Regions from separate parts of the Homo sapiens genome. Here region 2 is linked to region 1. A link is a contact called in ENCODE Hi-C data. All regions are on one chromosome and are shown on one strand. The core of a region is the stretch at or near the end of the contact, and the rest is flanking DNA. Distances in the headings are between cores, read along the strand shown.

Evidence for each region. A loop is a pair of places that touch in the nucleus more often than their neighbours do. Pooled maps may share reads with other maps.
Region 2: a loop to region 1 is called in a map of naive thymus-derived CD4-positive, alpha-beta T cell, with 15 times the contacts of the local background. The contact joins the promoter of POMGNT2 here to the promoter of ULK4 in region 1. A Hi-C loop is called at or near these places in 2 of 168 maps with a recorded cell type or tissue (CD4-positive, alpha-beta memory T cell and naive thymus-derived CD4-positive, alpha-beta T cell) and 5 of 50 pooled maps.

What each region holds. Positions count from the first base shown.
Region 1 is chr3:41,960,787-41,964,715 of GRCh38, reverse strand. It overlaps ULK4 (unc-51 like kinase 4), which reads left to right and starts at 2,613. Exons shown (of 37, transcript NM_017886.4): 1 at 2,613-2,700. RefSeq lists enhancers at 2,284-2,333, 2,484-2,643.
Region 2 is chr3:43,104,246-43,107,899 of GRCh38, reverse strand. POMGNT2 (protein O-linked mannose N-acetylglucosaminyltransferase 2 (beta 1,4-)) reads left to right here and starts at 1,821. Exons shown (of 2, transcript NM_032806.6): 1 at 1,821-2,064. RefSeq lists a silencer at 1,734-2,053.

The DNA of each region.
Region 1 (3,929 bases), core at 1,364-3,863:
CAATGGTGGAATGTCATCAGTTAAGGCTATTTTCACATCTTTTGTGGATCTTCAGTTGCTTCATGCCATCTGGATGTATACGTGCAGGTCACAGGGGATATGATGGCTTAGCTTAGGCTCAGAGGCCTGACAGCTAAGGTGACTGAGCTGCAGCTCGGTTTTACATGTTTTACGGAGAAATAAGACATCAATCAATACATGACATAAGGTATTGGTTGGGTCAGGAAAGGTGGGACAACTCGAAGCTGGAAAGAGCTTCTACATCATAGGGTGGATTTAATAGGTGATTGGTGTTATGCCACGACTACGCCAATTGTCAGGTTCCAGCCCCCAGCTGAGGTCCAAGGGGAGTGGGTGGATGGGCGAATAACTGAAAGAACACAAGGAGGGTTGGGGGCGTGTAGGCAAGTGAAATGTAGTTTTATTCAGCGGCTGTGTCATCAGCAGCTTAATCACACTAGCTCTCTCACACTGTCCACCTTTATCTCGGCTGTCTGTTCTGGCTCTGTGGCTCCTGTTGCCCCCATGCCTGCAGCTGCACACCCTGGCCTGCAAAGCCAGCTCTGTCAGGGTCAGCAGCTTAACTCTCCCTCTGGGCACAAGCTGGTTCCTGGCTCGGCTCCCCTCTGCCCACCTTAAGGGCAACCGCTCTCCCTTAGAGGGGTTAGTAGCATTACTCTGGGCACCAGTGCACGAACCGGGTCGTGTCGTGCTGAACTCAGACCTGGGCACAGTGTCAGCAGGGCAGTTATACCTTCTACAGACAATAGTGGCTCAGATCCAAGTATGAACTTACATAAACGGGTTACATAACAAGTGGAATATGCGCCTGTGTCCTAAACTCGCTGAGCCACTCTGGCCCGGATGTCCACCTTGGCCTATTCCTTGACCAAAGCACATCCATATACCCTACAATTGGCAATTGGTTAAAAGAGTTATTATATAAAGACCTGGAGCCAATAGAAGGCAGTGTCTGGGTTGAGATAAGAGGTTGCAGAGACCAGGGTTCTTGTTCTGCAGATGAAGCCTCTATGTAGCAGGTTTCAGAGAGAATAGATTGTAAATGTTTCTTATCAGACTTAAAACAGGTGTCAGGTTCTCAGTTAATTCTCTCCAGCATCAGGGAAAAGACCTGGAAAGACAAGGGGATTCTTTACAGAATGTAGATTCCCCCCAGAAGAGATAGCTCTGCAAGGCCATTTCAAAATATGTCAAATAAATATATTTGGCCAGGCACGGTGGCTCACACCTGTAATCCCAGCACTTTGGGAGGCCAAGGCGGGTGGATCACCTGAGGTCAGGAGTTCAAGATGAGCTTGGCCAACACAGTGAAACCCTGTCTCTACTAAAAATACAAAAATTAGCTGGTGTGGTGGCACACGCCTGTAATCCCAGCTACTTGGGAGGCTGAGGCAGGAGAATCACTTGAACCCAGGAGGTGGAGGTTGCAGTGAGCCGAGATTGCGCCACTGCCCTCTAGTCTGTGTGATGCAGCGAGACTGTCTCAAAAAAAATATATATATATATACGTATATGAGTATATATGTATACATAAGAGTATATGTGTGTGTGTGTTTGTCTATGTGTGTGTATATATATATCAGGATAAAATACTTCAATGTCTTTTGGGGCCTGCTGCCATGTTGGTATCTTATTGCTGCAAAAAAGTCTGTTTTGTCAGTCTTAAGGTCTCTGTTTAATGTTAACGCTGGTCAGCTGTGCCTGTATTCCAACGGGAGGAGGGTATAATGAGGCCTGTCCCACCCCATCTTCCCATCATTGCCTGAGCTAGTTCTTCAGGTTAACTTTGGCGTGCCTTTGGCCCAGAGGAGGGATCCACTCAGTTGGTAGGGGGGCTTGGAACTTTTATTTTTAGTTTACACAATCAACTTGAGATCAGAGTGTCTCATCTGTTTCCTCCATCTCCAAAAAGGAAGGTAATTCACAGCCTTCTCTTTTCTAAATGGTGAGGACCCCGGGGCCCCTGCTTCTGAGGCGTTGGTTATCCAGACTATGCCACCATGTCTACCTGAGCTCCCAGAAGAAGCCAGAAAGAAAAGAATGGAAGGAAACAGAAGGACAGTGGGAACGGGAAGAGAAGAAATGACGAGGTCTCAGTTCTCCACACTCTAGCCTCAGCACCCACTTAAGATTGAAGAGTAGTCCCTCACGGGCTCCCACTTCGGACTCTGGCCAATAGGAACTGAGACTCTTAACCAATCAGCGCTTTGCGTTTTTCCAGCGTTCTGCGTGCTGCCATGGAGATGGAATGAGCAAATCCAAACATAGAGGGATGGTGGGCCGACCACTATGACTGTTACTCCAGCACTTCCCGCCCCAGTCTCTGGCCTGTGGGCTCGTCCAAAGGCAGGGCGTGATGCCCTTTGGGTGGAGGGAGGGGCCCTCGTGGTCTCTCACTTCCGGGCCCCAGCCAACAGGAACGGAAACTGCACAGCCAGTCGGCTTCCTGAGCTTCTTCCGGCGTTCTGTGTGCTGCCGTGGAAACCGTATGGACGAATCCAAACCTGGAGGGGCGTCGCCTCCGTAAGGCTGGTCGGCTTCTTCCGCGCGTTCCGCTTTGCTTCACTGCTTTCTCCCCCATTCTTGGGCCTGTGGACCTGTCCTGAGGCAGAGGCCGAGATGCGCGCAACCGCGGGAGCAGCCAAGTGGACTGGACTCTTTTCTTGACTTAGCTACCAGGTGCGTGGCAGTGGCGGTTTTAGTAGCTACGAGTCTGAGTTCGTGTCTGCCTAAGCGGTCGCGGAAGAGCGCGCAGGCCTGCCGGGGCGGGTGGGTGGTGGCGCCTGGCCGCCCTCTCTCCTTCTGCCAGTGGACCCCGTACCCCCTGCGCTCCCCTGCTTTGCGCTCGTGTTAAAAAAGCCGCCCGTTTTTATCCGGGCGTTAGTTAAGGGCACACGGGACGCCTCTTCTAGGACCTGGGTGCAGCGGGGAGAGAGAGTGCTTGTGTGTTTCGGCTTGGGAGATGTGCTTTATGGACGCCATCTCTTAACTTCCCAGAGCGGACCGCGTCTTCACCGCCCTGCAGCGCTTCCTAGGCTCCCAGCCGGTCTCGCGGACTGATGCCTACGGACGTAGCGAGGCCGCGAAAGCCGCCGATTCGCCCGCCGCGAGTTGCCTGGGGAGCGGGGGGGGGGGGGGGGGGGGTGAGTGACTACGTAGCGCCCCTGAGTCTGTGATAATTGAGTCTGTGAAGTGCGGCGAGGAGGAGCACCTATGGAGTGCTTAGTGTGGCGCGCGCCATCGGTTACATCTCGGGGTTGATTTGGCTGGCATTTCGCAGACTTGAGCGCATCCCAGTCACCCCAGGGCGTGTAGTAACACAGAAGGCCAGGCCCTACCGCCGTAGTGTATGATTCCGTAAATTTGGGGCAGGGCCGATAACTTTTTCTTTTGTATTAAGTCCCAGGTGATGCTCATGCTTCTGGTGCGGGAGTCATGATTGTGCTGAAAGTGGGCACCTGTGCGCTCTTATCACCTGTTCGCTCTCAGCGTTCCTTGAATGTAGGACCTGCCCCCGACTCTTAAATGCCTCATTTGCACCTGTATGTGATTTGCTCTGCCTTCTGGCTTCTTAGATGCTTCTTAGGTGAACTTGTGAATTAAGAGAGACTTCCTTAGGAGCACTATAGGTTAAGAGACTAAACTGTGGTTTCTGGGAAAGCACACTCGAGTGAGAAAACCATGAAGAAACCTAAGGAAGTGATGACTACGAAAGTCAGGGGGTGGTTAACTTTTGGGGATCAGGAGGGGTGGTGATTGAGACAGGCTCACAGAGGGGCTGCTTGTGTGGCTGGCAAAGTCCTATTTCCTGACTTTGGGTGGTGATTAGAAGGGTGTCCCTCTTTAGTAATTCATTAAACTATGTATTCTGTGGAGTTTTCTGTACTTGTGTTTTATTTTATAATTAA
Region 2 (3,654 bases), core at 572-3,071, 1.1 Mb before region 1:
TGCTCAGGAGTGTGATTGATGAGTCATATGGGAAGCATATGTTTAGTTTTTTAAAAGAAACTACCATGATATACCCATCTGTGAGTAATATATGAGAGATCCAGTTCTGTGCATACTCACCAGCATTTGCTATTTTATTTTTTAAGCTGTTTTGTAGTTGTTGTTGTTGTTTGTTTGTTTTTGAGATGGAGTCTTGCTCTGTAGCCCAGACTGGAGTGCAGTGGCGCGATCTCGGTTCACTGCAACCTCCGCCTCCTGGGTTCAAGTGATTCTCCCCTGCCTCAGCCTCCTGAGTAGCCGGGTTTACAGACGCGCACCAACACATCCAGCTAATTTTTGTATTTTTAGTAGAGACGAGGTTTCACCATGTTGGCCAGGCTGGTCTTGAACTCCTGACCTCGTGATTCGCCAGCCATGGCCTCCCAAAGTGCTGGCATTACAGGCATGAGCCACCGCGCCCTGCCTTTTTAAGCTGTTTTAAATAGGTGTATGGTGATATCTCAGCATAGTCTTAATTTGCATTTCCTTTATGGCTAGTGATGAACATCTGTCCTTATTTGCCATCTGTATAACTACTTTGGTAAAATATATATTAATGTCTTCTGTATATTTAAAAACTTATGATCCAGGATACAGTTTATCTTAATATATATACCAAGGTTGCTTGAAAAGAATGTGTATTCTGTTGGTGGGTGAAGTATTATGTAAATATCAATTAGATTAGGATGGTATTAGTGTTGATCTTTTCTATATCCTTGCTGACTTTCTGTCTAGTGTTCTATCAGTTGTTGAGAGAGGGATGCTGAAGTTTCCAATTACAGTTGCAGAGTTGTCTATTTCTAATTATGGTTCTATCATTTGATTTATTTATGTTAAGGCTATGTCGTTAGGTGTATCCACATTTAGAATTATGTCTTCTTGGTGAATTGAACCTTTTATCATTATATAATTATCCCTTTTTTATTCTTGGTAATTTTCCTTGCTGTCAATTCTACTCTCTCTGAAAGTAATATCACCACTTCAGCCTTTCAGTTTATTATCATCTAAACAACACTATTCAGCCTTTGCAGTCATCCACAATTATTAGAATTTCTTGGTTAGAGGCTTTTGACTACATGTTTTTAAAGGTTTTTGGCTGTATTGACAAATTGCCCTGCAAAAATTTACCAACTTAATACCTTAACATTTGGGCTAATTTAAAATAATCATAAATTAAAGTCAGGGCTTTCCCAATTTGATAGGTAGAAATCTTATAACTCTATGGAGGTGGAGTTGGTGGTGGTAGGTGCATCTCTAGATGACTTAAGTTCAAAAAAAGTCAAGAGATCTAAAAAAGAAGTCAAAAGATCTAAAATTCATAACTCAAGAAATAGGGGCATATGTATATTCGGAGAATCCGCGGGAATGCCAGATGCCACAGCCATAAGTAGCTGCCCTTGAGGACTGGACAGCCAGGACTGGACGGTGGGATAAGGTGACAGCTGGTTAATGGAATGGTGCCGCAGAGGACTGGTGCTTTTGTAAGTTCTCTGTAGCATTACAATTTTTAAAAGCATGTAAACGTATTAATTACCTTGACTTTACAATGACATTTGGTTGTTGGTTAAACTTGCATTTAAATTTATTATCAGAACTGCCATAACTGTGTAATCCTAACACTAAGTAAAACTCAGCCTCTCGGCGCAAATTATCACTCCCAACATTCCGCAGGCTGGTGGCGGCGCGGGCTGTCCTCGTACGCAAAACTACACCTCCCAGGATTCCGCGAGCCAAGGTTGTGGCCGGGGCCAGGGCAACCGAACTCGCGGCTCTGCGCAGGCGCACAGGCTCCGCGCCGGGCTCGCCCGCCGGGCAGGCGCACGGCGGACACCTGCGAGCCTGGAGGTGGCGGTCGCTGCGAACCCGGCGGCGCGGCCAAACCTGTGCTGGCTGCCTGGGCCTTCTGGGCCTCCTGGGCCAGAAGCTGGCGCTGGGGGCGGCGGCGGGGTGGGAAAGCGGCGCCGCCGTGGGGCCTCCTGGACGCGTCGGCGGAGGTGGCTTCGTCCCGCGGAGTCCAGGCTTCAGGTAAGACGCGCGCGCGCTTGGGGCTGGAGCGGACTCCGACACCCGCCTGGGACTTGAAGTGGAGGTGTCGAACCCTCGGCCCCCTGGAGGGGACGACGCGGTGCTGGGCCCCGGGGTGAGGGGGAGGTTCTAGGACGCCTTCGGGATCCAGGAGAGTTTGCAGAACTGAGGGGTGACGTGTGAAGCGAGCTGAGGGAGGCGCGGGAGGTGGGCGGGGCGGGGGTGGACCCTCAGGGTCGGGGGCCGGGGATTGGGGGTCGGGGGCCGGGGGCCGGGGACCTGGGCAACGCCCTGGGGCTTGCCAGTTCGAGCCCTCAGCTCGTGGCAGGCACTGGCGTCGGGTCCTCAGGCCCTTTTGCTTTGGGAGGTGATGGGTGGTGCACATTTGGCGGGGGTGGTGGGGAGCCACGCGAGGTGCGCGGAGCGGGCCTGGGCCTCCCCAACTGCCTTTGAAGGCAGAACCCCGGCAGGCCTGCAGCTGATTCCTGGGCGCTTTGGGGGCCAGTAGGGCACCTACCATGTGTGTCCGGTGGTAAGAGCTTGCCACGGCCTGCTTGGCAGTGCCAGAGTAGCCTCTGAAGAAGGAACCCAGTGAACTCCTGACTCCATGTGTGTGTTTAGGAACCCGTCTCCAGCTCACTGATGGGAACTCTCTGCTAAAGTATGTGACCGTCAGGCCAGAGTCTTGCACCAGGTGCAGGGCGACCAGTGTCTGCCTACTTTATTGCCAGCCAACACTTAGAGCGTACTCTTGGGAGAAGCAAGGCTCCGCGTGGAAAAGGATGACTTCAGGGTTATGGGGCGAGCTTGATAGGACTTAGTAGCTAAGAGCATAGACAGAGGAGGTTTCATTCACCAAATGTTTACTACAATATGTGCCCCGCCTTCAAATCTTGGTTCTCGGCTACTAGCGGTGTGCGTTTAAGCAAGTCACTTATCCTCTCTTAGCCTCTGTTTCTTTCTCTGTGAAGTGGAGATGAAAGTACAGTGCCTTTATCACGGGGTTGCAGTGGGGATGAAATAGTGCCAGGCAAGTCCTCAGCCCAGTATGTCTAACAGTAAGTGTGTGGCAAATATCAGCAGTCGTGGTGACTAACGACAGAAAGTGTTAGAGGTGCTTGGAGTCCAGGTTCATCTTTAATGGTACTAGCTGCCCTCTCTGGCTCTCATGAATCTTGCAGATCTTCCAGCTCATCCTTTCAATATTAATTTTGAGGAATCTCAGTCCCTGCAGAGCTAGGAAAGAGCATAGGTCCCCTCATCCCCAGGGGTGGTCAGCACGTTCCTTCCTGAGCCTTGGGCCCCTGCGAGAACGAGAAGGAGAGTGGAGATCTTCAGCAGAAAGGAGGGCATGGTGCTGGTGGCTGGGCCCACCGTGGCCATGTAAGCATGCTAGTTGGCAAGTTCTTGCTCTGAGCCTTGCTTTAGAAAATATTTAGCAATAAACAAAGCCTTCTAGTAAATATTGCACTAACTAGAAAATTAGATTACCAAATCCCCCATTCCAAGGGTCCTTGCCAATCTCAGCTTGGTTGTCAGTGGGATACTTTCCCCCCAGGACCTACCAATCACGTGATTCCCAGGGTTTCT